Regions from separate parts of the Homo sapiens genome. Here region 2 is linked to region 1. Evidence: chromatin loops called from intact Hi-C (ENCODE). Cell type or tissue: B cell. All regions are shown on one strand. Each heading gives the region's core, and the rest is flanking DNA. Links, peaks and the distances in the headings are about the cores only. Region 1 has its middle 10 kb from the start of MIR3916. Region 2 holds the start of LOC107985375 (a long non-coding RNA gene).

Evidence for each region. Hi-C counts contacts between places; a loop is a spot of excess contacts. Peaks named below come from ENCODE experiments on the same cell type or tissue, not always from the same donor. Only the 100,000 strongest peaks of a DNase experiment are listed, where the experiment ranks them.
Region 2: it touches region 1 in a loop (9-fold over the local background); 3 of 110 quality-filtered maps call a loop at or near these places.

Annotation. Positions count from the first base shown.
Region 1 is chr1:247,203,806-247,220,404 of GRCh38, reverse strand. It overlaps the pseudogene RNA5SP82. Among named protein-coding and RNA genes, the nearest start is that of MIR3916, 10 kb to the right of the region's middle. RefSeq lists silencers at 9,347-9,606, 9,747-9,956 and enhancers at 9,441-9,940, 15,337-16,536. In B cell, for the core only: no CTCF peak of the experiment used is centred there; DNase peaks (open chromatin) are centred at 8,174, 9,494 and 9,964; H3K4me3 peaks cover 2,732 bases; H3K27ac peaks cover 4,012 bases.
Region 2 is chr1:247,383,157-247,399,755 of GRCh38, reverse strand. It overlaps LOC107985375 (a long non-coding RNA gene), which reads right to left and starts at 9,980. Exons shown (of 2, transcript XR_001738574.1): 1 at 9,408-9,980; 2 at 5,894-6,414. RefSeq lists a silencer at 6,633-6,915. In B cell, for the core only: CTCF peaks have their summits at 9,295 and 9,494 (motif pointing left); a DNase peak (open chromatin) is centred at 9,325; H3K4me3 peaks cover 975 bases; H3K27ac peaks cover 435 bases.

The DNA.
Region 1 (16,599 bases), core at 4,980-12,979:
CCGGGCAGAGGCTGCAATCTCGGCACTTTGGGAGTCCAAGGCAGGCGGCTGGGAGGTGGAGGTTGTAGCGAGCCGAGATCACGCCACTGCACTCCAGCCTGGGCACCATTGACCACTGAGTGAACGAGACTCCGTCTGCAATCCCGGCACCTCCGGGAGGCCGAGGCTGGCGGATCACTCGCGGTTAGGAGCTGGAGACCAGCCCGGCCAACACAGCGAAACCCCGTCTCCACCAAAAAAGTACGAAAACCAGTCAGGCGTGGCGGCGCGCCCCTGCAATCGCAGGCACTCGGCAGGCTGAGGCAGGAGAATCAGGCAGGGAGGTTGCAGTGAGCCGAGATGGCAGCAGTACAGTCCAGCTTCGGCTCGGCATCAGAGGGAGACCGTGGAAAGAGAGGGAGAGGGAGACCGTGGAGAAGGAGAGGGAGACCGTGGGAAAGGGAGAGGGAGACCGTGGGGAGAGGGAGAGGGAGAGGGAGACGGAGAGGGAGAGGGAGGACATTTGGAAATTTTTGTTCAGCTGGCAGCACTCCCTGCCTAGGAGGGTGTTGCCTCTCCCTGATGGTCATGGCCACTCTCCTAATCATTCCCCTTTCTTCTCCTGTGAACAGGATATTCATGATAGACATCATTTCAGCCCAAGTGTAAAAGCTGGTCCTAGGAATTGGTCCAGCTGGTCTGCTAAACTGAGGGGAACTTCTAGGAGTGGTTTCATTTCCTTCTTGAAATTCCTAACTTCAGTACTTGTAAAAGGAGCATTTACAAAGCCAATCTCTCCCTGTCCCATGGGAACTTCCCTAAGAGGGAACATGCTAGATGCCTGCTGTGTGGAAGGGATAGGGAAGTTCTCAATATCCCTCTTACACTCTTGTAATTCTTTTCTTAAATTTGGATAAGGATTTAAAGGAGCAGTTGGCTTGGCTCCCCTGTAGTCTCTGGGTCTTTCTTCCTCTAACCCTCCTGCTGCCCCTTGATCTTCCTGTCCCCTTTTTTGTGAGACGTATGAAGGGGCAAGCACGATAGGGGGTCCCAGGGCTTTTCACTGGGTGAGGGCTCTTCACCAGGCTCTTTTTCTTCTTTTTTGAGGGGGATCATGGGGGCTAATTCCTTGATTCAGCAGAGAGTAACCTATCTCTTCTTGTGAGGATGAAGTTTTATTATTCACAGAGAGAATTAAAGCTTAGAACACAATCCTCATCTGAGCCAAACTTAGGCCAAAAGACAGAAGGCTTATGAATGGGGTCTTTGGGCCAGACAAAACAGCAATACTTTATCATCTTTTCCTTTTCCTTGTCCCTGGTTCGAGGGTTGTTCCACCAAACCTGCAACAATCTCCCCAAAGGACTATCCAGGGGAATGTCAGAGGGAGTCTCTTTGGCTCCCTCTTTCCTTTGGCTCCCAGGCCTAGAATTCCTGTTTCCCATTTTCTGCCAGTCTCTGCGTCTGAGTTTTTCCCTGTCTACTCAACCCCCCTTACTGGAGGTTTCTTGCACACCCCGAGACCTCCAAAAATGCCCCACAACCAAGGCAGTACTTACAGTCCAATTTTCCTTCCTTGGCTGGTGCATGAGTTTGCCTGGTTCCCGCAGTGCCTGCTTTTCTCCCTGTGTTGCTTCTGCTGCCTCCTGAATAATAGTCTTGGGTTTGTTTATGCCTTTTATGGGAAGCTGGGATGCCCAGATAGAGCGGGCCACCTAAATCAGGTGGGACACATCTCCCCTCTCGGCCAAAGTCCCACTTCACACAGGCACATGGATCCCAGATGGGCCCCCACGCTTGTGAGAAACACACTCACCTGTCCAAATCCAAAGAATGGACTTAGAGGCCTGAAGAACAGCCAAAGGGAGACTTTTAATAATGGTCTTGCAAGATCAGGTGTCTGGTAGGCAGGCACAACCGGGGCGGTCACAACAGGTAATTTATCTCCTAGCACACAAGTCCCTCCCCCAGTTCCTCACTGGTTGAGTACTGTGGGGTTACAATCTTCCCAGACATTGCCTAAGTTTCATCATCCCCCTTATAAGATTATACCCCTGTCCTCTTCCCTGCTTAAGTTTCGATTTCCCAATAATGAAACTTTCTTCCCTTTTATGAGCTGACCCCTCCTCTACATTCTGTTCACTTCTCGTGACCTTCTAGGTGCATAAGCCATGTGGTCTGTTACATTTGCAGGCTGGCTGCCGGTGCTTAGATTTATCATGCTGAAAATGGACCATTTAAAATGTTTTCTCACAAGTCTTGCATGTACAAACATGGAAGGCAACATTCACATTCAGAAGCACAAAAAGCAAACAAACTGAAATCAACAATGCTTCATAGATTCAGTAGAGAATTGAATTTACAGGGCAAATCGCTGCCCGAAATTGGAAAGATAGAGAGGCACTTTCAGAGAATCATAACTTACTTGATCAGAAAACTATAATAAACCTCTGTGGGAAACAACACAAGTGAAAGAAAATCTAAACTCTAATTGGTGAGTTGCTTAAGTTTGAGAGTTAAAATCTCCAGAGTACCCATTCTCAGGGGTCCTCACAAATGGATAAGTTCTTCTCCAGAAACACTCTCAACCCTGTCCTCATGAAGAACACAGCATTGTCTCCTGCTTCTAGCAGGAGAAGAAAAGTAACAATTTTCAAGTATGTCCAGATAATTCTGTTCTTAAAGGTCCAGCCTTCAAAAAAACAAACAAACAAAAACAAACAAAAAAACCCAACCACCTATTTCTCAAAAGCCAAACTAACCGAGATTTTACCAGAGCCAAACCTCTTGAGGCCAGGCGCAGTGGCTCATGCCTGTAATCCCAACACTTTGGGAGGCTGAGGCGGGTGGGTCACCTGAGGTGAGGAGTTCGAGACCAGCCTGGCCAACATGGTGAAACCCCATCTCTACTAAAAATACAAAATTAGCCAGGTGTGGTGCCTCATGCCTGTACTCTTAGCTACTTGGGAGGCTGAGACAGGAGAATTGCTTGAACCCTGGAGGTGGAGGTTGCAGTGAGCCAAGATCACTCCATTGCACTCCAGCCTTGGCAACAAGAGCGAAACTCCGTCTCAAAAAAAAAAATCACAGGGGAATTCTTAGAAACACTCATAATTTTAAACCTGACAGCAACTAAGATGAAAATGTGTTTACCAACATTGGAGTTACAAAATTAAGATACAAAAATCAATTCCACTTTTATACACTTGAAAAGAAATATCTAAAAATGAAATTAATAAAAAAAGTCATTTATAACAGCATCCAAAGAATAAATACCTAGGAATACATTTAACAGAAGAAGTACAAAACATAGACTCGGAAAACTACATACCTTGTTGAAAGAAGCTAAAGCTGTAAATTAATGGAAAACAATCCCATATTTATAGATCAGTAGGCTTAATATTATTAAGATAGCAATAACTCTTCAAAATAGCTACAGATTCAGTACAATCCCTATCAGAATTCCAGGTGACTACCTTGTGAAATTTTAAAGTTGATGCTGAAATTTACATATGAAATTACAAAAAACTCAGAATATCCCAACAATCTTGAAAAAGAGCAAAGCAGAGGGACTCAAACTTCACAATTTCAAAATGTGCATCAAATCAACAAAAAACAAGATAATGTAGTTAGTAAAGGCACAAGGAAAGTCATTTAGATAAATGATATACAATAGAAAGTCCGGAGAGAGTGACATCAGCAAAATGGCAGAGTGAGCTACTCCAAACACCTGTCACTGCACAGAAACATAAAAAAACAGGCACAACTATCAGCAACAACTTTGTCAATACTCTTGAAAACCATCAAAGGTTTACAGTGATCATGTGAATGCAGACTCAAAGAAAACAAAGAAAAATAGGAGAAAAGTCTTGTAGCGTTTTTACTTGTCTTTGCCCAAACCCCTCCCTTTCTCAGGGCCAGTCTTAGGCAGCAGCTTGCGTTCCCTGTGAAAGAGTCTGGTTTCAGAGGGAGCAAAACAGATGTTATTTGCAAATTATTGCATTTGTATGTTACAATTTCTCTGTGTGCTGAAGAATTGAGAAAGCCCCTTGCCTGCCCGAGAAAAAACACATGTTCAGAAAAGACTAGAGAAGACTCTCATTTTCAGCACTGGTTGATCTCTAGGCTTAGTTCAGTGGGAAGGGAAGGCTGAAGCAGAGTTTTAAACAGCTGAAGTGTTAAAGAAATACCCATCACAGAACCATTTACACAAACCAGAAGAGGTAAGGCTTTTATTTCTTCTTTTTTCTCATTCAAGGAGATATGTGTCAAAACACTACTGAACACAAGCAAAAAAAAGATCAGACTTTAGTGACTATATACAAGTAATGCAGTCCCTGCAAAAATATTTTGGAAAAGTCACTTTAAAAAGTAGACAACTACATTCTTCAGCAAACAAGAATAGCAAATACTAGAGCAGAGGGAATAATTTCCTGAGTTATCCCATTAAAATATTTAAATGTTCACTCTTCAACTACTAAAATTACAAAGCATATGAAGAAACAAGAAAATATGGCTGAGGAATGAAAAAAATTATTTGAGCTAAACCATCTCTGAAAAACCCCAGACAGAGTTACTAGACAAACACTTTAAGTCAATGTATTAAATCTTTAATATGTATATGCCTAAAACAGAAGATCAAAATATATGAGGCAAACACTTTTAAAACTTTTAAAAAATTAAATATTTACAATGATAGTGGCAGACACCAACACACCTCTATCAGTAATTGACAGATCAAGAAGGCAGAAAATTAGTAATAATATAGTTTAACTCCACAGCATCCATCAACTGGATTTAATTAGTGTTTACAGAATATTTTAACCAACAGCAGCCAAGTACACATTCTCATAGAAAATCAAAGAATATTCACCAAAATAGACCACACTCTGAGCCATAAAACATATCTTAACAAATGTAAAAGACTAGTTAACATATAAAGTATGCCCAGAAAACATATTAAAATTAAACTAGAAAGCAGTAACAGAAACAGTTGTAAAGCCTTCAAATAATTGTAAACAAAACAACAAAGTTCTAAATAACATAAGAGTCAAAGAAAAGTCTCTAGAGAAATTTAAATATTTTGAAGGAAATAAAAGTATATCATATGAAAATTTGTGGAATGCAGCACAAGCAGTGCATAGGGGGAAATTTAGTGCACTGAATGCATGTGCTTGAAAGGACGAAAGATCTAAAATCTATAATGTAACCTCCTACATTAGGAAACTAGAGAAAGAAAGTAAATCTAAATCAAGCACAGAAAATAACAATGGGAGAAGACATCAATGAAGATGCAAACAGGAAATCAATGGAGAAAATCAACATACAAAATGCTGGTTTTTCGTGAACATTGATAAAATTAATAAGCCTATAGTGAGGCTAGAAAAATAGAAAAAGCATAGAAATGACTAATTAGAAATAAAAGAGGGGCCATCACTACTAATCTCATGGACATCAAAAGGCCAGTTTCATAACCAGAAAGTTGATAACTTAGTTGAAAAAAACCAGTTCTTTGAAAGATGCAATCTCCCAAAAGTCACACATGGAGAGATAAACAATATGACTAGGTCTATATGTATTAAAGAAATTGAATCAATAACTAATAATTACTTACATAAGAAAAAAAGGTCTAGATGGTCTCACTGGTGAATTGTGCCAAACAGTAAAAAAAGAAAACAGAAAAATTGACACCAATAAGCCACAATCTCTTCCAAAAAATGAGAGTAGGGTAAATACTTTCTAAAGCCACTCTATAAGGTCAACATTACCCTACTACCAAACTACATGGGTACATTACAAAAAAAGAAAACTATAGACAAAGAAGTCTCATGATCATAGATGCAAAAATTCTCAACAAATACAAGCAAAGTGAATCTAAAGATGTATTAAAAAATTATACAGCACAACCCACATGGGAATTATCACAGGTGGAAAAGGGTGATTCAAAATTCAAAAGTCAAGTAATGTAAACCATCACATCAGAAAACTAAACAACAAAAATTATTATATTAATAATTGTAGAAAAACCATAAGGCAAAAAAGGGGAAATATATTGAAATTAAGGAGAAAGAAATTAAACTGTCCTTGCTTTCAGATGATATGATTGTCTATGTAGACGATTCCAAATAATGAAGAAAGAGCTGCTGGAATTAGTAAAAGATGATACAAAGGTTGTAGAATAAGAGGTTAATATACAAAAGTCAACCATTTTCTGTATATTAATAAAGAACAATTGGATTTGAAATTACAAACACAACACCACTTTTATAGCACCAAGAAAAACAGAGAGACAAATATATATTATATATATATTTGTCATATATATGTCATATATATATATATGACAAAGATCTTCATGACAAAAACTACAAGTTTCTAATGAAAAAATCAAAGGAGATTTAAATAAATGGAGAGATGTTCTATGTCATGGAAAAGAAGCCTCAATATTGTTAAGATGTTGGTTTGCCCCAATTTGAATTATAGATTCAAACGATCCCAATAAAACTCTTTAAAAGTTATGTAGTCAATAATGATAAATTGACCCTAAAAATTATATGGAAAGACAAATGACCCAGAATGGTTGACAGAACAATGAAGAGTAAATTTCCAGTACTCACACTACATGATTTTAAGATTCATTATAAAGTTATAGTAATTAAGACAGTGTAGTATTTGGAAAAGAATAGACAAATAGGTCAATAGAACAGAATAGAAAATTCAGAAATAAACCCACAAAATACAGTCAACTATTCTTTGACAAAGGAGTAAAGGAAATTTCATGAAAATGGTTTTTTTCAAGAAATATTGCTTGACACCTACACATCTATATGCAAAGAAATAAATGAGACAAAGACCTTGCAATTTTCACAAAGGTAGTTCAAAATGAATCAAAAACTTAAATGTGAAATGTAAAATCTGAAACTTCTAGGAGATAAGACAACAGAAACTAGGACACCTTGGGTTTGACAACAAGGTTTCAGATGCAACACCAAAAGCATGAGTCATAAATGACAAAATTGATGAATTGGACTTTAATCTTGTTTTGCAAAAGATACTGTTAAGACAATGAAAAGACAAGCTGCTGAATGAAACGAAATAATTGCAAAAGACATAGCTGATAAAGAACTGTTAGTGAAAATATATAAAGAAGTCTGAACAACCCAGATGCCAGTCACAAGCCCTGTGGGACCATCTACACTTCTGAGCTACTGCCTATAAATTGGCCCTGTTAAAAATCTAAGGAAAACTTTAAGACATACTCAGATATTTTGCTAAATTGCAGCAGGAGAAAATGTCTTATCAGCAGACCTATCTTTATGTCACTTGCTTTCAGAATAAGAGGCTATTTCAGGCACAGCAGTTTTAGTCTGTGTTAAAATCATAAGCAGCCTAAAAATACCCAAAAATGATGAAAAGAATTTGCAGATATATGGAATACATTTTATGTTTTCAAAGTCTCCTATGATGAAAAATAAATAATGTGTTGTTTGGCTTTGATTTCCTAAACTCATTCCTCAGCTATTTTCCTAAATATTCCATATCCTTCCAACATGCTTCTGCAGTTTCTTGAGGGATGTTATGCCAATGATAAACAGTACCATATGGGCACAAATATCAAAAGAATTCTGCTTCAACAGCAGAAGTATAACTCTCCAGAACCTTGAAGACCCAGGGCAGTTGCATGAGTAGTATGGTCTATGGAGGTACACAGGCTTTGGAGTTACAGTTGATTCTGTATCCCAATCCAGCTGCTTAGTAGCTGTGGGGTTTTGGAAGTTTCTTGACTAGGAACACTTATATAAACCTCATCTGCAAGAAAAGGCATAATGATACTGATTGCAAATATTCTTCATTCCTCCCTGTATACATGTCCTTTGCAAAGTGCTTTTATAGCTGCTCCCTTCAAGAGGCAAAATCTGTATTTCAAAATGTTTAGAGTCTTATTTGCTCTGGTCAACAGAAAACTGAACATATAACAGTGTGCTAGTCTGGGACCTAGGTTCAAAACTTGAGTGCTTTTGTTTTTCTTTCAGAATCCTGTTATCTCTATGATAATAAGCACACATTAACTTGCTGGGGAACGAGATACCACACGGAGAAGAACGAAGGTGCCCCAGTTGACAGGCAACTCACCCCTAGAAACAGCTGCAATCAGCATCTGCCCACACATGTCTGAAGGATCCCAGCTGAGACCAAAAGAATTGCCCAGCTGAGTTTAGCTTAAATTGCTGACCAGCCGAATCATGAGCTAGTAAGTTTCGGTGGTTTGTTATGCATCACTAACTAACTAACACACACACCCATTACAGACAGGATGTCAGAATTCAATGAGAGACTGATTACTAGTTACCTGCAAACAGTAGGCACCCTATAGGTATTGATTTTCTTTTCCCTTTATTTAAATTTGGATCTCTTGTTAGACGGTGGTGAGTTATGTAGAGATACATGTAGATGTGTACACGTGATTGGTGCATAAACTCACCCAGTCTCCCACACCATAGGAGGAAAAAGACAACCAATAGCCTGTTTATTAGCGCCAAGGCCAAATACCAATATCAGAAGTTTGTTTAATCTATTTTCTGTATATCTAAACTTTGGAAGTCAAAGCTGTGGAAGACCTGAAGACTGGGGATTAGGTCCTCCTGGGGGCTCCATTGTTCTTTTTTTGACTGTCTGATTTTTGGGAGGAAGATGGACAGCAGGCGGGGCAGCAATGGTCTACCTGTGGACACTCTCTTTTTGCAGCCCTTGCTCTCTCTAGGGCCCTGTCCCTTCAGCCTTTGGCCTGGGGAGAGACGTTGATAAGGAGGACCGATCTTTCACTGCTGGAAGGAAATGAGGGTTCAGACCGTTCACCTCCCTCAGAGCTGCACGGCAGTGTGACAGCCACTGGCCATGTGTGAGTACTGAGGGCCTGGAATGTGGCTGAACAGAGACGTGCTGGGAAGGTGAAATACAGAGTGAGTTTCACAGATTGACTACCGAAAATTATATAGTTCATTAATATATTGATGAATATTGAGATATTGATCATACATTGAAATGATAATATTTTGAATATATTGGGTTAAATAAATTATTACAATCAGTTTCACCTGTTACTTTTAATGTTTAAAAGGTGGCTACTAGGAAATTTAAAATTCACACGTGGCTTACATTTTATTTCTTAAAGGATTGCCTCCCTTTTTGAAATTTCAGGCTGCCTGATCAAACTACCAGAGGCCAGAAAGGTCATAAAATCTGAAATGTTAAAATCATTGCCATTATATTGTTTTCATTTGTGAATAACATATATATATTATTTATAAATGGATATAACCTTATACAAAAGGTTAAATGAAAATGCCCCCTGGGCTGGGCCAGGCCCAGCGCAAGCAGGAAGCCCTGCATGAAAAGGCTGCAGCCAAGAACCTGTCACTTTGTCGCCCTCAGCCCAGCGTCCGATCACATCCTCCGTCACTCAGGGACTGAGGGGGCGGGGCCTGGAGCCCTATCCAATCAGGGGCGCTGACGTAGGAACCGTCCAATCGGGCGTGCAGCCGGACAGAAGGGCGCGGCTTCCGGGATCTGGCGGGGCCTTCGTCTCTCCTGCCAGCCTCAGCTGGGTCGTCTTCTGTGCTCGGCGTGCTTTGCTCGGGGAAGCTCAGGTGGCCGCCACAGCCTCTTGCCCTCTGACCTGCAGGTATCAGGAGATCCATAGCTAAGCAGCCTGGACACCCGGGAAGCTGGGAAATGGTGAGTATGTGGGCGGGGTCCCGAGGTGGGCAGGGGGCTGATGGAAACGGGCTGGAACTGGCTGTGGCGGCCCCAGGCCTCCCCACAGCTGCCTCCGGAGTCTGCAGACCCGAGACCCCGCTGGACCCGCCCGGCCCTCAGCTTCCCCTGGCCTCAGGATGTGGGCTGGGCCGCCAGCCTCACCCGGCGTCCGGTCCGCTTCTGCGCTCGACTTCCGCCCGGCGCGTCCCCTCGCTGGCAGCTGTGCGGTGGCGACGGCAGGGGCCTGGGGGAGAGCCCCGACCCAGGAGGAGCCACTGCGTGGGAGGAGCTGTGGGCTGTGGGGTCCCAGGCCCTCCTTTCTCCTGGTAAAAATGAAAAGGGAATCAAGGTTTAAACGTTAAAGAGATTATTTGAGCAAAGAGCTGTTCATCAATGCAGAGCGCCCAGTCATGGTTTGTGGGTGCTTGGAGCAAAGGCTTTTGTAAGGGGCATAAGGAAGCGAACCAAATTCAGAACTTGGTTACAGTTACAGTTGTGGAGTCGCCTTATGTGGACTGTCCAGGTGGAAATTTCCTGGTTATTTAATGAGAGGTTAATTGGAGGTTTGTGGTTGGTTCAGGCTGAAAATCGTTTCTTCCTAAGGTAGTAATTTACAAGACATGTATTTCAGTTAGATTTTTTTCCTTAGGAACCGATGGTCCTAGTGCTACTTCAGTCTAATTGATTGCTAGTTAATTATTTTAAACACTCCAGAGGGGGACTGGTTTTCCACTGCGTTTCCAAATGTGTGGCAAGCACGGTCTCACATCCACCATCCTGTCCCCCCAGCCTGTGTGTCCTTTATTGTACATTTCACACACAGTGTTTTCATCATTTTTTCACAGAGCATTGGATGGCACTTTTTTTAGACATCTGTTTTCTGTTTGTAAACATTTTATGTGAGCAGAGAAGAATCACCTGACACACTGCTTTAAAAAAAATCTTTGTGTCTCTTCTTTTATCTTCCCCAGGCACAGACACCTTATCGGAATGTCTTTGGTTTGAGGTTCTGCTTTGGAAATTTTACAAGGTCATGTGTCCTCAGCCACCCTCCAGTCTTTTTCTGTGCCTGGGTTTCATAATTGTCTGGGGGTGACCCATCTCAAGGCATGTTTAGTGAACATTAGCACGTTGTTCCTTTCCTCCCAGAGGACAGCCTCAGTGATGGAGGTGGAGCCTCTTAAGGGAGCAGATGGATGCCCTGGGGCTGAGAGGAAGCTGGTCCTACCCTTCATTTACAAAGCTAACCCCTTAGGACATGCAGATTGTCTTCACCCAACTCCAGCGTCTGTTCCTTGGGGACACATTGCTGGTCAGCCAGTTGGATGCTGATATTGAGAAGAAAAAACAGAAATGATTTCTGACATCTGGATTCTCTCAGACTTGTGAAGGGGGAAAAACTGTTCCAAAGGACAAGGAAGACCCACTGCAGTGAGGGGGCGCGAGAATCTGCAAAGTCAAGCCACTTGGGGCACCCAGTGGGGCACAGTGTGGTGGCTCCTGGGCAAGGCGGGAAGGTGGTCAGTGAGCAGTATGGAAACAGAGGAAGGTCCCAAGTGATAGGACGGCCTGACTTGGCACTTGAGTCAGATTTGTCTGTGTTCCAATCAGCATTGCCACTTCCTGGGTTTTACACCTTGAAACATTTTTTTCACTTAATTCAACCTTAGTTTTTTATTAACTGTCAATTGCATTTTAACAGTAGAGTTTCAAAGGTAAGAAAATGTTTAAGAGGTGGATTTCAGAAAAGACATTACATATATAGTCAAATATTCACTTGTTAAAAATTCTGATTTACCTTTTTCTTCCCTAGAGTATAGTAAGTTTGTCAGGCCTGTTCCTTTTTAGGGGTGATTTTAAACAGAATCCCAGGGCGTAGCTGTGGGAATGCTACCAGGGAAAGTAATAGGGAAAATCCTCTTCCAGTATGGCTATAGGAAATGAATACATTTCCACAAAAAAAGTAGTAGATTAATTGGTGAATTACATTGCTTCATCAAAATATTAGTTCCTCTTTTTTGCAGGGTAGAGGACTTGTGGAGTTGATATCTCTATTATCTAGATGTCTGAGTTTAATACTGAATTTTACAAGATGGGACTTGGCATCTCCTAGATATGTTCATATGTGATTGTTTACTGAATGATTTGAATTACGGAAATAATGTGACATGTTTATTGTCTGAAACTGATAGAGAGTTTTGCTTTTTCTATTGAGGTATACAATGTAAGTGCCTTATAATTTTATTCTCTTAAATAAACACTGTGTTTGAGTGATTTTGCTGGATTCTTCAAACACTGAGCATTTTCTCATTTACAACTAAGTGAATAACCCTGACTGGGAAATAGAAGTCGGAGCCCAGTGACTCTAAGCCAAGGCCAATCTTGAGCCTGCAAAACAAGGTCATTGAAGACCCGGTTAGTTCTTACTGGGGAGCCTCCCCTGCAGGTGTCCCAGCCTGCACACCCCAACATGAAAGGAGCACTTTATACTGAGAGGAGCTATAGAGCCCTAGAGAGCTGGGATCCACAGGCAGATGCTGTTGGGGTCGGAGTCTGGAGGCTCTTTCTGAGGATGGAATTGTTATTGTTCTGGGGCTGTTTCTAGACTTTGTCAAATAAAACAAATTCACATTTAGATAAGAAGTTACTTACTTCAAAGGAGTATTACAACAGAGGGAAAGCACCAACTATATCTTCCAGGATCTCAAAGTTTAGGCAGACAAGGGCTTTCTTTCGTTTGGAGGAACAAACCAGAGTAGAAAGGTGAGAGTGAGAGGACAAGATGCAGGGTGGCAAATCAGATCCTAGATTAGAGAAAGTTTGACTCCCAAATCAGCCTGTTCTTAGGAGGGGCATAAATAGGAGTTGTATGTTAGCTCAAGCAAAGGGTGGGACAAATTCATGGGCCTAGGAGAAGGAGAGAATCTTAAGCAGTTTTGTTAATAAGTATTTTGTTCTAACAACTGAAGACAAAATTATTCAGCTGACTGTTTATAGGGGGAAAATGGGAATTTGAGAGTCTGTGCCTGGCTTTGTGATAGGTATAAGAAGGAGCTTCATCTAAGTTAGAGGGGTGTTGCTTTTTATTAAGCTGTTCTTGGAGAACACAGAGCTGAAGGATTTCATTAATCACAGCTATTTACCTGCTCCATCTTCCCCCACCACTTTCCATTGCCATATTCAGCTCTTCCATTTGACTGTTCCTGAGTTGTATCTTTTACAATAAACTGGTAAACATAAGTACAGTGCTTTGCTGAGTTCTGCGAATAGCTGTATCAAATTATTGAACTTGAGGAGTGGGTGATGGGAGTTTCTGATCTATAGGCAGTAGCCCAGAAGTATTGCTGGGCCCCCGGGGACGTGTGACTGGCCCCTGCCTTGGGGGCAGTGTTGTGGGACTGAGTCCTGAACCTGTGGGTCCTGTACCAACTTTTTTTTGGGTGGTGTCAGAACTGAGTTGCTCCAGCACCCTGTTGGTGTTGGAGAATTGGTTGGTGTTCAGCAAACTCCACACATTTGGTGTCAGAAAAAAAAGACATCACAGCCTGTAATCCCAGCACTGTGGGAGGCCAAGGCGGGTGGATCACGAGGTCAGGAGATTGAGACCATCCTGGCTATCACAGTGAAACCCCGTCTCTACTAAAAATACAAAAAACTAGCCGGGCGTGGTGGCGGGCGCCTGTAGTCCCAGTTACTTGGGAGGCTGAGGCAGGAGAATGGCGTGAACCTGGGAGGCAGAGCTTGCAGTGAGCCCAGATCACGCCACTGCACTCCAGCATGGGCGACAGAGCAACACTCCGTCTCGAAAAAAAAAAATAAATAAAAAAGACAAGACATCACAGTGGTCTGGGCTGGAGGCACCTCGGGGTGTCGCAGGATTGGGAGGGTCTATTCTCCTGCACACACACTGCACATTCTCCTGGGATTCCAGCTCTCTTCTCAGGATCAGACAGGACTGAGGACTTAGAAGCAAAGAGTTCTGAGGACAGACCCCGTCTTTAGTCTGCTGCCACTACGTGATTTTCACCCACTTGTAAACATACCCACTAGGCACTGACGTGGCCATGTCCCTCCCAGAACAAGGCTTCACCCTCAGGAATCCCATCACAGCACCTTTGCTTCTAGAGTTTCCCATGGAAAACCCACACAGGTGCCTGGAAGACTCCTGGCCTATCCCCACCCCCAGCAACCTGGCCCCTCCACGATATGACCGTCATCTCATCTGCCTGCATGGACACAGGAATGAGCCGGAGCATAGCCCCACTTGGGCCAGTATCTGTAGGCACAGACCACTTCTTCACTAACCCTGCACTGAGTACTTAACATGGGTACTTGACAGCACTTTTCTGTTTTTTCTTTCCCACAAACCCTCTTTGATACACAGTTTGTCCCAGGCTACCCCTCAAGTGCCTGAATCCAGACCTACTGGAATTCAGATATCCATGAGTCCAAGACGATGGCCCTTGACTTGGCTGTGGAAGGTCATTGAAGGCCCGGTTAGTTCTTCCTGGGGAGCACCCCCCTGCAGGTGTCCGTACACCCCAAGCATGAAAGAAGCTCTTTATACTGACAGCAGCTAGAAATAAGAGGCTTAATTCCTCCACCAGAAAGTAGGGGAATAAATTTTGCTCTTCTCCCCTTTCTTAAAGCTTTTAATTATTTTATTTTTTGAGACACGGTTTCATTCTTTTCACTCAGGCTGGAGTGCAGTGGCACATTCATAGCTTACTGCAGCCTCAGACTCCTGGGCTCAAGTGATCCTCCTTCCTCAACAGCGAGAACTAAAGGGACACACCACACCACATTGCAAATTTTATTTTTTATTTTGTGTAGGGGTGAGATCTCACTTATGTTGCCCTGGATGGTCTCGAACTCCTGGCTTCATGCTGTCCTCTTGCCTTGGCCTCCCAAATGCTGGGATTACAGGCATGAGCCGCTGTGCCTGGCCGACATAGACATCTTAAAGCCCCAGTTTCAGAGTGGCACCCTTTGAGTTTTCCAGGTCCAGTGACCTGTTACAGTTGTGTGAGAAGCTCCTGGTATAAAAAGACCCTGGTGGCTGAGGCGGGCGGATCACCTGAGGTTGGGAGTTCAAGACCAGCCTGACCAACATGCAGAAACCCTGTCTCTACTAAAAATACAAAATTAGCCGGGGTGGTGGCGCATGCCTGTAATCCCAGCTACTCGGGAGGCTGAGGCAGGAGAATCGCTTGAACCTGGGAGGCAGAGGTTGTGGTGAGCCCAGATCACACCATTTCACTCCAGCCTGGGCAACAAGAGTGAAACTGTCTCAAAAAAAAAAAAAAAAAAAACAGCCTGGTGACAGAGTCTGTAAATGTAAACAAGAACCTCAGCAGGGTGAGGTTAGGGCCACAAAATAGGCAGAGCTGTGGTCACGGTCACACCCACCTGTAAAGTGTGATATGGAAGCACTGTTGTCCTTTCTCTTACTCAAGATTTAGCTAATTAGGGACAGGTGATATCTCCTCTGGATTAAGAATCTGCCACTCCACCGTGGCAGTTTTGTTTTTTGGGGTTTTTTTGTTTTGTTTTTTTTTTTGAGACGGAGTCTCACTCTGTCACCCAGGCTGGAGTGCAGTGGGGTGATCTCAGCTCACTGCAACCTCCGCCTCCTGAGTTAAAGCAATTCTCCTGCCTCAGCCTCCTGAGTAACTGGGATTAGAGGTGCCTACCAACAGGCCCAGCTAATTTTTTTGTATTTTAGTAGAGACAGGGTTTCACCATGTTGGCCAGGCTGGTCTCGAACCCCTGACCTCAGGTGATCCGCCCGCCTCAGCCTCCCAAAGTGCTGGGATTACAGGTGTGAGCCACCGCGCCGGCCTGTTTTCTATTTTTGTCCCACAGAATCAGCCGGAATCTCTCTTGCCTAGATCACCATGGGGACATAAGCCCAGGGTCACTGAGGACCCTGTCGCAGGTACCTGGGAGTCTTTAAACATTAGTGCAGACTCAGGTCAGGCTGACAGGAAGGTCTAAATCTGCTTCCAGTCTATGGCCATACCACTCCGAACATGCGCTATCTCATCTCATCTCGGAAGCTAAGCAGGGTCAGTCCTGGGAATACTGGATGCTGTAGGCTTTTTTCCTTTAAAAATAAACAAATAAACAAAGCTGCTTCCATCTCAGAGGAAGAGAAATGAGTCATGCATGTTTCTTCTTTCCCCCTCACAAAAGGAATCTCTTTGATTGATATCCAGATGGGACTGGCTCCCGTTTCCTGGTATTGGGTAAAAAACAAGGAGGAGATCTCGAGACTCAAACTGATAAACCAGTTGCTTCCATTTCATATGGCCATTACAAAAACAGATGGCACAGTCTTGGGTCCTTACCAACCAGGAACTTTCAGTCTAGAGCCAGTGGATAAACGGTTGAATTCGGCATCCTGTGGTCAGCACAAAGAAGGGAGGTATACAGAGGATTGTGGCTTCATTGGGGCCACTTCTCTTTTCTTGTTCTTTTGTGAGTTCTGGTGTTGCCACCTGAAGGGCTATTTATGGACAAAAGAGTTGTTATTATCTTTATTTCTAGTGCATTTTCCTTGCCAAGAATAAATATTTAGTTTCTAATATATTTGTCCTAGAAAGCTCTAAGGGTGTTGGTTAAATTGCCCGTGACTGGATCTTATAAAATAGACGAGGAAGTAGCTAAAATTGGTTAAAATTACACAAACTCTGGGAGTCAAGCGTCTGTTGGGCAGGCCTAGGACAAAGAGAACCGGTAGTACCCAGAGGCCTAAAGGTGAGAAGCTGAGGGTCTGCTTCGTGGCCCAGCTCTGCCAGATCAGCCTGCTTCCCAGGCCTTATCCCACCCTGAAATCTCCGTCGCAGAATTCATTAGAGGACA
Region 2 (16,599 bases), core at 4,968-12,967, 180 kb before region 1:
TTTACTTTAATTTCCAGCTCTACTATTTTCTTATTAATTTTGGTTCATAATTTCAACTTCCAAGAGTTCTAGTTTTCAGACTACTCTTACTTTATAGAATCCTGCTGTTGCTTATCTATCTCTTTAAGTATACTGTTAGCTTTTTTCTTTTGGTTTCATTTGTCCATTGCATTATGTTTTCTCACCTTTATTTTCTCGTCTCTTGCACATTTTCCTTAAATATCTCTAGATCCTTACCTGTTAATTTAACAGTGAGGCACTAAAATAACGGATTAAAGCTCTGAGAACATAGATGAAGCTTACAACCTGAAGTGGGGAGCTTCTCTTTCAGAGCTGGGCATGAAACTATCCATTTTATTGGGGATGCTCCAAATGTCAGGATAAGGAGGTATTTTCTCTGGATACACCCAGGTTCTCTGGAGAGGAAGCTATTAACCTTCTTTAGCAATTGGCCTCTGTCTGCTGATGTCCTATGGTCAGGCAGGTCGACTTTTATTTTTTTTTTTTTGAGTCTCGCTGTTACCCAGGTTGGAGTGCAGTGGTGCAATCACAGCTCACTGGAGCCTTGACCTCCCAGATTAGGTGATCTTCCCACCTCAGCCTCCAGAGTAGCTGGGACTACAAGCATGCGCCACCACACCCGGCTAAATTTTTGTGTGTTTTTTTTTGTTTGCTTGTTTGTTTCTTTGTTTGTTTTGTAGAGACGGTTTCGCCATGTTGCCCAATCTGGTCTTAAACTCCTCGAATCAAGAGATTCATCCATTTTGGCACCCCAAAGTGCTAGGCTTACAGGTGTGAGCCACCAGGCAAAGCCAGGCAGGTTGAATTTTAATCCCTTTTGTACCTACGCTGGCTTCTTAATTTCATCTCCCTCTGCACACACTACAGGTAGTATCTTAATCTCATCTCCCTCTGCACACTCTATAGGTAATATCTTAATCTCATCTCCCTCTGTTCATACTACAGGTAATATCTTAATCTCATCTCCCTCTGCTCACACTATAGGTAGTATCTTAATCTCATCTCCCTCTGCACATACTACAGGTAGTATCTTAATCTCATCTCCCTCTGCACATACTACAGGTAGTATCTTAATCTCATCTCCCTCTGCACACCCTACAGGTAGTATCTTAATCTCATCTCCCTCTGCTCATACTACAGGTAGTATCTTAATCTCATCTCCCTCTGCACACACTATAGGTAGTATCTTAATCTCATCTCCCTCTGCTCATACTACAGATAGTATCTTAATCTCATCTCCCTCTGCTCATACAACAGGTAGTATCTTAATCTCATCTCCCTCTGCACACACTATAGGTAGAGTAATTTCTTCCACTCCATAAAATTTGTTGTCATATAGAGTGAAAAATTTAGTACCTACGGTGGACCCTTGAACAACATGGATTTGAACTGTGCAGGTGCACTTATATGTGGATTTTCTTCTGCCTCTGCCATTCCTGAGATAGCAAGACCAACCTCTCCTCCTCTTGCTCAGCTTACTCAGTGTGAAGATGATGAGAATAAAGACCTTTATGATGATCAACCTACTTCCATTTAATGAATAATAAATGTATTTTATCTTCCTTATGATTTTCTTAATAACATTTTCTAGTCTCTAGCTTACTTTATTGTAAGAATATAGTATATAATATGTATGACATTGAAAATATGTGTTAATCAGCTGCTTGTGTTATTGGTAAGTCTTCCTGTCAACCATAAGGTATTAGTAAAGTTTTGGGGGAGTTGGAATTTACATGTAGCTTTTCCCCTCTGTGTGTGTGTTTGGGGCTGTCGATGCCCTTAACCTCTACACTGTTAAGAATAAACTGTGTACTGTTGGTGGGAGTAAGCAATGGAAGATTATATTCATAATATCGGATTGGTAAATGCCTGTTAAATTAAGATATGAAATGCAGAATCCATAAGATACTGGTACCTACGTAAAATTAGGCATTTTTCAAGGCAATAAAAAGTCCAATTGGAAGTATGTTATTAGCAGCAACAGGCCAGTATTATATATATCTAAAAGGTTTGTACAGATCAGTTCAATGGCCAGTTACATATGTCTAAAAGGATTTGTACAGGTCAACTCAATAAAGATTAATATTCTGTTAGAAAGCAAAATGGGCAAATGACTAAAACACGCAGTTCGCCGACTGTGGTGGCTTATGCCTGGAATTCCAGCTCTTAGGGAGGTAGAGGCAGACAAATAGCTTAAGCCCAGGAATTCGAGACCTACCTGGGCAATATAGTGAGACCCCTTTCTCCACAAAAAAGAAAAAAAAAGTGTAAACCTGCAGTTCACAGAAAAGAAAAATACACAAAGGACTTATAAAATGTCTTTAAAATATGCTTGATATACTGATAATTAAATACATAGAAATTAAAACAAGAAATCAGCCAGGCATGGTGGGGACTGCCTGTCATCTCAGCTACTCAGGAGGTTAAAGCAGGAGGATCACTTGAACCCAGCAGTTCAAGGCCAGCCCAGGCAACACAGCGAGGCCCCATCTCCAAAAAATAATAATCATCTATTAGCATTTCAAAAAATAAAGATTAAGAGATTTGGGGCCAGACGCAGTGGTTCACGCCTGCAATCCCAGCACTTTGGGAGGCCGAGGCGGGCGGATCACGAGGTCAGGAGATCAAGACCATCCTGGCTAACACGGTGAAACCCCGTCTCTACTAAAAATACAGAAAAAAATTACCTGGGCATGGTGGCGGGCACCTGTAATCCCAGCTACTCGGGAGACTGAGGCAGGAGAATGGCATGAACCCAGGAGAAAGAGCTTGCAGGGAGCCGAGATCACGCCACTGCACTCCAGCCTGGGCGACAGAGCGAGACTCCGTCTCTAAATAAATTAATTAATTAATTAAAAAGAGATTTGGTAAAACACAATGTTGGCAAGATGAGGAAATTTTGCAGCATTGTACATTCAGAATGTAATGTATGCTGCCATGACTATTTTCTCCATTTGACCAAGAGCCATCAGTATTGTTAATAAATGTATCCACTGAACTAGTGTTTCTATGTCTAAGAATTTATCCTACAGATATATTTGTAATTAATACAGAAAATATGTATGTATACAAAGATGTTCATTGAAATACTGTATGTGATATCTCAAAACTGGGACAATCTGCTATCTGGTGTGGTTCCCAGGCAAGGGCCAGCCTGGGAACTGCTTTTTAACCTGTTCGTGACAAGATGAGAACTCGTGCCAGCATCTCTAACAACTACATTACTAAGCACATTACAAGACTCTTTCTTTCTTTCTTTCTTTCTTTCTTTCTTTCTTTCTTTCTTTCTTTCTTTCTTTCTTTCTCCTTCCTTCCTTCCTTTCTATTTTTTTTTTTTTTGAGACAGGGTCTCACTCTGTCGCCCAGGCTGGAGTGTAGCGGCACGATCACAGCTCGCTGCAACATCACAGCTCGCTGCAACCTCGACCTCCGAGGCTCAAGCAATTCTCCCACCTCAGCCCCCTGAGTAGCTGGGACTACAGGCACATGCCACCACACCCAGCTAATTTTTTTGTAGAGATGGGGTTTCACTATGTTGCCCTGGTCTCAAACTCCTGGGATCTAGTGATCCTCTCACCTGGGCCCCCCAAAGTGCTGGCATTATAGGCGTGAGCCACTGCGCCAGGCTCTAGACTGTCTCAAAGTACAGAGCAATATGTTCATTTATATCTTGATTAGCCTCCTTGTCTCATGCGCTGGTACTTTCAGTCACATGGGTTTTTAGGAGAGTGTATAAATCAATTTTGACAGAACCAAAAAATACTTGGTTTTGAAAAAGCATGAGAAAAAGTTATTTCGTTCTACATACAAAAAAAAATCGAGCATATGTCTGTGTGTCCAAAATTCAGTTTTTAGGTGCTTTTATTTGTGCAAATACAAGGAAAGGGGTATTTAGTAACATAGCCATCTTTCTGGAAGGATTTATAAGAATTTGGGTAACAGTGTTTGCCTCTGGAGAGAGGAACTGAGAAATTGGGAAACTAGAGATCTGAATTTTTTTAAAAAAATTGTTTTTCATTGTGTTCCATTTATAGCATTTTAATTTTTAGGCCCTGTGCATGTACAAATAAAAATAAGATTTTGAATAATTAAAAACAATAAATAGTAGGAACACTTAAAAGAAAGAATTATTGGCTGGGCGTGGTGGCTCACGCCTGTGATCCCAGCACTGTAGGAAGCCGAGGCGGGTGGATCACAAGTCAGGAGTTTGAGACCAGCCTGGCCAACATGGTGAAACCCCGCCTCTACTGAAAAATACAAAAATTAGCTGGGCGTGGTAGCACACGCCCGTAGTCCCAGCTACTCAGGAGGCCGAGGCAGGAGAATGGCTTGAACCCAGGAGGCAGAGGTTGCAGTGAGCTGAGATCACGCCACTGCACTCCAGCCTGGCGACAGAGCAAGTTTCCATCTCAAAAAAATAAATAAATAAATAAAATGAAATAAAATGAAATAAAATAAAATAAAATAAAATAAAATAAAATAAAATAAAATAAAATAAAATAAAATGGAGATGAGGTCTCCACACGTTGCCCAGGCTGGTCTTGAACTCCTGGGCTCAACAACCTTCAGGCCTCGGCCTGCCAAAGTGCTGGAATTACAGGCATGAGCCACAGCACCTGGCTGACATATAAGCTTTTGAAAAGCTAGAAGCAAATTCCCCGAAGTGGGGACAATTCTAGTTGTGTAGTAAAACAATAGATTAGACTTTTCTTTTTTCTAAATTTCTGTATTTTCGCATTTAAGTTATTGTGTCTTCTTTTTGCTTCATTATTTCAAATAACACATCATACAATATTACATATGATAGTGATTTAAGATTAGGGAATTTATTTATGTGGTGATACATATTTTATGACCCCATAATATGTGTGAATTGAAAGCCAGAACCATGACTATTGTGAAGCTAACAGACCTGCTGTGGTCTAAATATTTGTGTCCCCTCTAAATTCATGTTAAAATCTAGTCACCAAGGTGATGATATTTGGAGGTGGGAACTTTGGAAGGTGATTGGGTCATAAGTGTGCAGCCTTCATAAATGGCGTTAGTGCCTATAAAAGAGACCTCCAAGAGCTGCCTTGCCCCTTCCATTAGGGTATAGAAACACAGCAAGAAAACACCATCTGTGAATTAAGAAATGGGTTCCCACCAGGCACTGAGTCTATTTGTGCCTTGATCTTGAACTTCCAGCCTCCACAACTGTGGGAAATCCATTTCTATTGTTTATCAGCACCCCCAGTTCATGGTATTTTATTAGAGTAGCCTGAATGGACGAGATGGCCTTCATCGGGTCTTTTCACCATTATGGGCCCAACCGCAGCTCAATATCATTAGAGGAGAAAAAACACTGACCTCCTGCAGGCCATGCAAGAAGGCAAATGGAAATATTGGTAATATTCATTTATAGTGGACTGACTGTGCCCCACTAAAATTCATGTGTTGAAATCCCCAGTGTGATGGTATTAGGAGGTGAGAACTTTGGGAAGTAATTAGCTCACAAGAATGGAGCCCTCTTGAATGGTATTAGTGTCCTTATAGGAAGAGGCCAGAGAGCTCTCTTGCCTCTTTCTGCCATGTGAGGATACAACAAAAAGTTGGCAGTCTGCAACTTGGAAGACAGCCCTCACCAGAGCCTGACCATGCTGGAGCTCTGATCTTGGTTTTCCAGCCTCCAGAACTGTGACAAATAAATTTCTGTTGTTGATAAGCTACCCAGTCTGTGGACCTTGTTATAGCAGCCCAAATGGACTGAGACACCATTTAAAGAACAAAAGAGCAAAACTCCCAAATGGAAAGCTTAATATGTGATTAAGCATTAAAAAATGCAATTCTTATTAGTAACCTGAGAGGAAAGCAAGCTAGATATTCAATATGCTTTAAGTTAGATATTCAATATGCTTTAATTTTTTTGAAATGGTAAATGACAAACAAAAAGTATCATCTACATATTGCAAAAGGGGCTGACACTATCTTAAAATATGTGAAAGTTAAGCTTGAGTTGTACAATTTGGGGGCAAATGTGACTGGGCACTGGGTGTTAGGTGAAGTGATCTATGGCCAACCAGCTGGCTTCTGACAGCAGGGGTGTTAGGGAGGAACCCCTGCCTTAGATTGCCCCAGGTTCTCAGCTCTTGTTCAGCATTTTCTTTCCAGAAAATAGGTCCTTTTATTCCATGTAAAAATTGCAAAGGTTTAAATTCACATAAATTATAAATGGATCCATCAGCACCATCTCTGAGGACAGATGTAGTCAAAAAGAAAGACGGTGTTTTCTGTTTGGAAGAAGAATCACGGCAGATGCAGAGCAGAGCTTAGACAGTGGAGCATGCAGAGGAGCTCTCTTGGCTTCCATCATCTTGCTTCTGGTCAGCCTTGATGAGAGGTAGAGTCCTGGAGCTGGAGGTGGATGTACAGGGAACAATCATAAAAGAGGAGGGAAGGGAGGATGCTTGCCTATTCCCAGGATCAAAAGTAGACATGTAGGCCAGGCATGGTGGCTCATACCTGTAATCCCAACACCCCGAGAGGCTGAGGCAGGAAGATCACTTGAGGCCAGGAGTTTGAGACCAGTCTGGGCAACATAACAACAGTCTGTCTCTACAAAAAATATATATATATTTAAAAAACAAATTAGCTGGGCATGGTGGCATGGACTTGTAGTCCCAAGCTACACAGGAGGCTGAGGCAGAAGGATCTCTTGAGCCCAGGAGTTCAAGGTTACAGTGAGCCATGATTGTGCCACTGCACTCCAGCCTGGGTAACAGTGTGAGACCCTGTCTCAAAAAAAAAAAGCAAGCATCTGCTCCTTTAAGATGCAGTAGACAGACCAGGCCGTGGTGACTCATGACTGTAATCCCAGCACTTTGAGAGGCTGAGGCAGGAGGATAACTTGAAGCCAAGAGTTCAAGACCAGCCTGGGCAATATAGTGGGACCTCTGTTTCTCCAAAAAAAAAAAAAAAATGCAGTAGATAAGAAGTCTCAGACTAGATGAATGCTCACTCAGTCTAAAGGCATTCACCAAGACACCATTGTGGGTGAGGCACAGAGAAGCTTTGTGTCCTCAGAAGGCCTCTCACACTCCGATACTTAAACTCACCTTCACACAGGTTCTTTCTACCATACAGCTGTAAGCACAGGTCCATGTCCAGGCCATGCTGCCTACAGTGTAGCATGTCTAAGATTCTTTTTCATAGTCCTGTAACTATTTTGTTCAAAGTACAATATTGTTGCAAGACATTTCCAAGTGTGATAGAATGTTAAAAAGGAAAAAAAAGTCCAGACTTTAATGTTACAGTGAACTGTGACAAAGATTCCCTCCTCTACCAAACTTCAGTCAGACTCCTCGGAATCTTCTCCTCAACCAGGCCTTGTCCTTGGCCCCCATCCTCTCATCAACCTGCCTAGCCCAGTTTTAGCAAGAATCCTGCTAAGTCATTCCCCACATTGATATCTGACTATTCTCATATCTGATTGGGTTGCTCATCCCTCACAATCCCCCAGGTGATATCTGATCACCCTGGCCTGTCTTCAGCAAGAATCCTGTTAGATCACTTTAGCAAGAATATCCCTACCCTTGTTAAGGAAAAATTATTCAATGGTACTTATTAAAGGATGGGAGGGCTGACTTTGTTCTGGACCCTTGTGATAAGTGTAGGTAACATGGCAGTGGGATCTAGCGGTGGGAGAGAGGTTGGGTCGGACTCCAAATACAACAAGGAAGAGGGGGTATTTATAACCAAAGAGAAGGGTGGGGGTCAGTAGATAAAAAATTACGAAGAGGAAATATCAGGGGTAAGGGGGTTCTGGTTGAACTGGCCTAACATACTCTTGCTGAAGGCAGGCCGGGGTAATTGAACATTGCCTGGGGGATAATGAAAAATAAGGAACCCAATCTGCCATTGAGGAGTCAGATACCAAGGATGAGGATATTCTTGTTAAACTGACTTAGCAGGATTCTTGTTAAAGCTGGATTTTATAAGGAAATGCACAGATGGGTCTAGGAGAAGGTTCAGGAGCCTGACTAAAGTTCTGTTAGGCCAGGTTCAGGAGTCTGATTAAAGTCTAACAGAATCTTTTTCACCTTTACTATATCCTCTTAGTAATCTCTGTCCACTGACTCCCAACCTGTTCCCTAGCCATAAATCCCAACGTTCCCTTGTTGCATTCAGGGTTGAGTCCATTCTCTCTGCTCTATTACAATACCCCTGCTGGAATCGTGCTAAATAAAGTCTCTGTTACCATTTCAAAAAGCATCGGAATATTTTTTTGAGAAGGGTCTCACTCTGCCACCCAGGCTGGAATGCAGTCGTGATTGATTATGGTTCACAGCCTCGACCTCCCCAGGTTCAAGCGATCTTCCAACCTCAACCTCCCAGGCTGCTGGGACTACAAGTGCACATCACAACCCACCTGGCTAATATTTGTACTTTTTGTAGAGACAGGGTTTTGCCATATTGCCCCAGGCTGGTCTTGAACTCCTTGGCTCAAGTGACATACCCGCCTTGGCCTCCCAAAGTGCTAGGATTACAGGTGTGAACCACTGCACCTGGACAGAGTATTTTTTCCTTTAATGATGACTGTGGCTGGGTGTGGTGGCTAATGCTTGTAATTCTAGTGCTTGTGGGAGGCTGAGAAGGGAGGATTGTTTGAGGCCAGGAGTTTGCGATTAGGCTGGCCACACCACACATAGCAAGACCGTATCTCTACAAAAACATGTTTAAAAAATTAGCCAAGCATGGTAGTGTGCACCTGTAGTCCCAGCTACTCAGGAGGCTGAGACAGAAGGATCTCTTGAGCCCAGGAGTTCGAGGCTGCAGTAAGCTATAATTGTGCCACTGCCCTCCAGGCTGGGTAACAGAACGAGACCCCCAATTCAAATAATAATAATAAAACAATGGCTGTCACTCAAGCTCCTGATGGTATAACATCAAAAGTCCCAGAGTGAAATCATTTTGCAAAAAAAAAAAAAACCCCAAACTTCCAAATTTTTCATTAGTCAAGTATTTTCATCACTGTCTTTTTTGTGCTCACAGAAATAAGCATATCATTGCTCAGTGTACTGGAATCTTGAGTTTTCTGTAAAAGGAAGTGTATTCGATGTAAACATTTAAAACACACCAGAGTTTCGTAACTCTGCTTTGTCATTTCTTTTTTTTTTTTTTTAATATACTGAGCTTCTAAAGATAAAAATAAGAAAGAAAACGGAAGTAGCCTGAAACTGCTGTTGCAATGTTTTTCCTAACCACACTGAGCTCGACTCTTTTCAGGAGCCCGACTCCAGCTGCTGCTGCAGCACATCTTGAGCTGGGGCATCCCCGCGTCTTAGACCTGACCTCGCTCTCTCCCCCTGGGACTGTATATGTAGCCCAGAGGCCTGGCCTTGGCTCACCTGCTTAACTGAGAGGAGAGTCCCTCATTTTGCTCCACTGGAGGTTCCTGCTACTCTCTTCTGCCCTCTGCTGGTCCTGGGTGTTAGTGACAATCATCCCTCTGCCCTCCCCAGGTTAAGAAGAGGAAGGAGGGAGAGCGGAGGACTGCGGAGCAGCACCAGCGGATGGAGAAAGCTAATTGCTGTAAAAAAGAGTACATGATTGGCGTCCCCGAAGTTTCCAGGACAGAAGTGAAGGGTGGGATATTGGGGAAAGACGGGGCTTGCTTGCATGAAACCTAATATAAAGAGGTGCTGGTATAAATGGAATGTCCGTGTCTCTGCCAAATTCATATGTTGAAATCTTAACCCCCCAGATGAGGGTATTAAGAGATGAGGCTTTGGAGAGGTGATTAGGTCATGTGAGTGGAGCCCCCTGAAGGGAGAATTAGTGCCCTTATAAAAGGGGCCACAGAGCAATCCCTTGTCCATTCCACCATGTGAGATTATAGCTAAGGAACATATATGGCCATCAGTAGCACAGAAAACGGGTCCTCACCAGACACCAGACCAGCCCAGACACCAGACCTGCTGGTGTCTTGATCTTGGAGTTCCCAGCCTTTAGAGCTGTGAGAAATAGATTTCTGTTGGGCCAGGTGTAGTACCTCACTCCTGTAATCCCAAATCTTTGGGAGGGCAAGGCAGGAGAATCACTTGAGGCCAGAAGTTTGAGACCAGTCTGGCAAAATAGAGAGACCTCATCTCTACAAAAAATTAAAAGTTAGCTGGGTATGGTGGCTTGTGCTTGGAGTCCCAGCTCCTTGGGAGGCTGAGGCAGGAGGACTACTTCAGCCCAGGAGTTTGAGGTTGTGGTGAGCTATGATCAATCATATTACAGTCCAACCTGGGTGTCAGAATGAGACCCTGTCTCAAAAAACAAACAAAAAAAAATCCTGTTGTTTATAAGCCACCCAGTCCATGGCAGTTTGTTACGCACTGAAACACAGGAGGTGGGGAAGAATGAGTCGAGGAGGACACAGGTGGGAGTGAGTCTTGCATACAGTTGTTACTCTGAACTTACGTAAGAATTCTCGTTTTCTCGTTTGGTTGTAGAATCAGTCAGTCTTGAAATCGAGATTCTATAGGTCAGCAGGAGCAACTCCCTTTCCTGATTGTGACCAGGAAGGGAAGAAGGGAAGGCTTCGCTCCCACACTCCTGCTCATCAGCTTCCCTGGACATTAAGGCCCAGCAATCCTGCCTGGGAGGCTGCGAGAACGAGACTGTTTTGTTGGGAAGTTGGACCAAAGACTCCTCATGGGCCCATCCAGCTCTGAACATCTAGAAATCCAGGGACATGGACAGAGAGTTCTTCCCCACCCTTTCACAGGGTTGTGACATGGCCTCCCAGTGTGCTCTCAGGTTCTTCTGTCTCTTGAGGTCAAGGGCCCTGGCAAAACCCTTTACTTGGACAGAGCAACTGTGGAAGTTAATCTTATGTGTCAACTTGACTGGGAAGAGATGTCAAGAGAAGTGGTAAAACATTATTATTAGGTGTGTCTGTAAGGGTGAGTCTGGAAGAGGTTAGCGTTTCTATCAGACTAGGTAAGGAAGATCCGCCCTCACCCACGCGGGCAGGCATCGTTCCATCCGTTGAGGAGCCGAACAGAAGAGTGGAGGAAAGGCACATTCTCTCGGAGCTGGGACATTCACCTTCTCCTGTCCTCGGACATCAGTGCTCCTGCTTCTGAAACCACCTTTGCAAAATTAATGACTGAAACAGCAAAAGAGATCTAACTTCACTGACTCCTTCTTGCTTCTAACCTCCAAGCTGCCCTTGTTCATTCCTGGGCATAAGCTGAACTAACTTTGGGAGAAACTTAGTTTATAGTTTACCTTTTTTTTTTTTTTTTTTGAGGCAGAGTCTCACTCTGTCGCCCAGGCTGGAGTGCAGTGGCGTGATCTCGGCTCACTGCAACCTCCACCTCCTGGGTTCCCACCATTCTCCTGCCTCAGCCTCCCGAGTAGCTGGGACTACAGGTGCCCAACAGCACACCCAGCTAATTTTTTGTATTTTTAGTAGAGACAGGGTTTCACCGTGTTAGCCAGGATGTTCTCGATCTCCTGACGTCGTGATCCACCCACCTCGGCCTCCCAAAGTGCTGGGATTACAGGCGTGAGCCACTGTGCCCGGCCTATAGTTTAAAACAAAGACCATAGTTTAAAACAAAGCCCTTTCCCAAAGCAGACCTCCTTCTTGCCTGGGGACTAGGTTGTCTTTGTAGGATTAACATTAGCCACAAGATTAGAAATCATAGTTTAAGAGACATGCAGCTGGAGGCTACAAGATTCTGACCCTCCCTAAACTGCTCCTAAGATCAGTGGCTTGAGATGTTTTGCAGACCTTGCACTTAATGGATCAGCTGGCATCATGCAGATTAATTAAGTGGCTCACCTGATCTTGTGGCCCCCACCCAGGAACTGACTCAGTGCAAGAGGACAGCTTCAATTCCCTATGATTTAATCTCTGACCAATCAGCACTCCTGGCTCACTGGCTTCCTCACACCCACCAAGCTGTCCTTAAAAACTCTGCTGCCCAAATGTTTGGGGAGACTGATTTGAGTAACAACGAAACTCCGTTCCCCTGCACAGCTGGCTCTGCGTGAATTACACTTTCTCCACTGCAATTCCTCTATCTTGCTAAATCGGCTCTATCCAGGCACTGGGCAAGGTGAGCCCATTGGGCAGTTACACTTCTCCAGCCTTCAAGCTCAGACTCAATTCCCCGACTGGCTTTCCTGGCTCTCTAGCCTGCGGAGAGCAGGTGGTGGAGTTTCTCAGTTTCCAGAATCGTGTGAGCTGATTCCCATAATCAATCTCATATACTATGTGTATCCTATGGATTCTGTTTCTCTGAAGAACCCCCCAAAATATAGCACACAATCCTAATTTTTCCTACCACTCACTCCCCAGCAACATTTTAATTTGGCCAAGTTCTCTGTTGCTTATAGCAGAACACAAAAGCACCAAACAGCAAAACAGGGAAGCAGGAATCTCTCTCCTTTGAGACCCAGAGCGCCACGCTGTGGAACAATTAGCTGTGTGGGGGCCCTCCCCTCCCTTCACCCTCACAAGTCAGACTCGCTTATAAACCCACCAGCCAAGTTAGGCCATCTTCACCTGTCCAGATCTGGAGATACTAGAAATCATCTTATCTCATATCCTTCCTTTAGGTAAAGGATACACTGAGACCCAGAGAGGCCGGCTTGCTGTGGGTTTAAAACACTCTTACTTCTAGGGCAGGGGTTCTCAAATGATTTGGTTCAAGGCCCCATTACACTCTTGAAAATGAGGACTCCAGGGGGCTTTCATGTGGGGATTATATCTGTTGATATTTACTGTATCAGAAGCCAAAACAGAAAAATTGTTAAAAAGTCTGAGAAGAGTAGCACTGACTTACAGTTTGCACATCTTACTCATGTCTGACTCAGCAGAAAGCAGCTGGAGTCTCTAATACTTCTGCATCTTTAGTCTACTGCAATATCACAGAGCATTAGCCTGTTGAAAATTCCAGTCTAAGCCGGGCACAGTGGCTCATGCCTGTAGTCCCAGCACTTTGGAGGGCTGCGGTGGGAAGATCGCTTGAGCTCAGGAGTTTGAACCAGCCTCAGCAACATAAAGAGACCCTGTTTCTACAAAAACTTAAAAATTAGTTGGGCGTGGTGATGCACACCTGTGGTTCCAGCAACTCAGGAGGCTGAGATGGGAGGGTTGCTTGAGGCTGGGAAGTTGAGGCTGCAGAGAGCCATGATCATGCCATGGAACTTCAGTCTGGGGAGTGAAGTGAGACCCTGTCAAAAAAAAGAAAGAGAAGAAGGGAAGAAGGGGAAAAGTAAATTCTAGTCTACACTTGTGAGAGTGAAAACAGTGTCATAGTATGATTATGAAAATAGTTTTGACCTTGCAGATCCCCTGAAAGATCTCAGGAGTTCCATGGGGATCCCCCGACCACACAGTGAGAACTATAGGTATAGAATAAGCAAGAGCATGTCTGGAGTCCTTGTCTCCTAAATCTCCATCTGCTACCTTTATTTCTTATTTTATTTCTTGCTTATTTTTATTTACTTGTTTATTTGTCTTGAGATGGAGTCTTGCTCTGTCACCAGGCTGGAGTGCAGTGGTGCCATCTCGGCTCACTGCAACCTCCACCTCCCGGGTTCAAGCAATTCTTGTGCCTCAGCCTCCAGAGTAGCTGGGATTACAGGTGTGCGCCACCACACCTGGCTAATTTTTGTATTTTTAGTAGAGACAGGGTTTCACCATGTTAGCTAGGCTGGTCTTAAACTCCTGACCTCAAATGATCCACCCACGTCAGCCTCCCAAAGTGCTGGGATTACAGGTGTGGGCCATCACGCCTGGCCTATTTTTTATTTTTATATACTAATTGTGGAGAATCCCTGGGTTTGTTTTTTTCCATCTTTCTTTTTTAATTTTTTTTGAGATGGGTCTTGCTACATTGCCCAGGCTAGACTCAAATGCCTGGGCTCAAGCAATCCTGCTGCCTCAGCCTCCTGAGTAGCTTCAATTACAGGTACATGCCAACACACTTGGCTCCATCTGCTGCCTTCCTATCTTACGGCAGTATTCTACATTACGCTGTCTCTTACCTGTATTGAAATCATGTATCCCATACACGTATACAATTACAATTTGTCAATTAAAAATTATATTAATTTTGAAAAACAATATGTAAAAGTTAACCCCGCAAAAATCAAATTTTTTTAGGACTTTAAAATAAAATCTGGAGAATAGCTAACATATTCTGTCAGGGCTGTCAGACTAAAAAGAGAAGTGCATGAGTCACTTCAAAACAATGGTTACTTTTCTCTTCAGAGAAATTGAACTAGAATTATAAAAGACTCATTCAAATGTTGTCATGGGCAGCAAAAAAAAAATAACAACAGTGATTTCCAGTCAAAGCCCCACGTGGACACATGAAATCACATTTGCAAAATTATGACTGAGACAGTGAACGAGATTTAACTTAACTGACTTTATCTTGCTTCTAATCTCCAAGGGGTCCTTGTTCATTCCTGGAGGTAGGCTGAACTAACTTTGGGGAAAACTTAGTGTATAGTTTATAGTTTAAACAAAGATGGTAACAGCCCTTTTCCAAACAGCCCTTTTCCTTCTTGCCTGGGGAATAGATTGACATTGTAGGACTAACATTAGCCAGAATATCAGAAATTATGGTTTAGGAGTCATGCAGCTGGAGGCTACAGAATCTTGACACTCCCTAAACTGCTTCTAAAATCAATGCTTGAGATATTTTGTAGACCCTGCACTTGATGGCAACACCCAGATAAAAAACCTGGCTCATCTGATCTTGTGGCCCCCACTCAGGAACTGACTGAATTCAAGAAAACAACTCTGACTCCCTAAGATTTTATCTCTGACCAATCAGCACTCCTGGCTCACTGGCTTCCCCCCACCGACCAAGTTATCCTTAAAAACTCTGCTCCCTGAATGCTCAGGGAGACTCATCTGAGTAATAATAAAACTCTGGTCTCCCACACAGCTGGCTCTGCGTGAATTACTCTTTCTCTACTGCAATTCCCCTGTTTTAATAAATCTGCTCTATCTAAGTGGTGGGCAAGGTGAACCCCCTGGACAGTTACAAATTTGGTAGCTCGTCCGGGATTGCCCTTGTGACTACCTGCCCATGGTTCAGTGGCAGCCCTCTAGCAATGGATCCAGAAGCCTGCCCAAGCAGCTGCCTAGTTCTCTTGGACTGGAGGCTGACCCTGATACTCTCACTACTGGTGGGGCACTGCTGACCCAATGTGCATGGATTTAATTGCAGTGGAGAAATAGTCACGGGGAGACATCCCTTAACTGTAGCCCTATCATGGGGTGTCTGTCTGTAGCCCCATGGTGGGGTGTCTGTCTGTAACCCCATTGCAGGTTGTCTAATCCAGATTGGTTAGTATCCTATGCACTGCCAATGCCTCCTTCCTTCTCCTGACTGGTTCTGTAGCCCTGTGGTGGGATGTCTATTTGTAGCTCCATCATGGGATGTCTGTGTCTGTAGCCCCATTGGAGGGTGTCTGTTCAGCTCCTGGGGAGTCTTGGTTGGCTCCTTCTAACTAGTAGGAAGACTTCTGGTTTGGGAGACTTCTTCTCAATTAGGAAGATTTTGAGGAGGTTTCTCAGAAGGAGAATAGAAAGATAGTTTGGAAGGGATACTCCTGGAGGTCTTGGTTAGGGATCTAATTGGGAAGGCCTGTGTCCTCTCATCTTTGTGTGTGTTTGTATATGTGGAAGGGATCTCAGAAGAGGTTACTGATGGAAGTCCAGCAGACCTAACTCAAAACCCTCCTTATTTGTCTGGTCACATTTGATGAGCCCTAGAGAAGGCTCAACAGGCCTGTCTCGGGGTGACTATCTGCTCTTCGTCTTGCCGAGAGACCCCATTGTGAATTACTATTCTAAGGTCATCCCTCCCCACCTGGAGTGGATCAAAGACAACAGGGACCAACGGGAAAAAGTTTTTGAGCTTTGCCAGGCTGATATTGGGTGCTGAACGAGGTGGCTAATGTGTGTTTTGTTATGTGTGTTTTGCTGGGATGGAAAATGTTAATTTGGTTCCCCATGCAGCCTGTTGGGCAGCATCTTGCCAATTAAGAATCTTGTCTGTGGTTCCGTAAAGCTCAGGAAAGGGTGATTTTCTCTTGTAAAGTGGCTTGATTCCCACAGCCATGGTGCAGTGAGCAGGGTCATTAGAAACCACTCTGTTCTGGAAGCTGCAGAGAAGGGGAGCCAGGAAGCCTAGTATGCTGGCAAAAAGGGTAAGAAATTCTTACCAGCCAAGTTTCTGGTCTCTCTCTCTCTCTTTCGCTGTCTGGGTAAACAGTAAACGTCACTATTTGTCTCTCTGCAAGCGTTTGATTAATAGAAAAAGGATTTGTGAAACTAGTTTTAGGTGGTAGCAAATCTGGTGTACTTTGTGCTAAGAATTTGTCTTTCTGTGTTCTGTAATGGAGAAAGGAGTATCACAGGATAGAACGTGGGTTCAGGACCCACTTTCAAGCCCACTTTTCAAGCCAGCCTGGCAGGCTGTTCAGCTGCAAACTGCTATGGGTCCCTGAAACCAATAGCAGATGAAATTTCTCTGTCTTGTTTTGTGTCCTTAAGAGCTTAACCTTGTGACCATG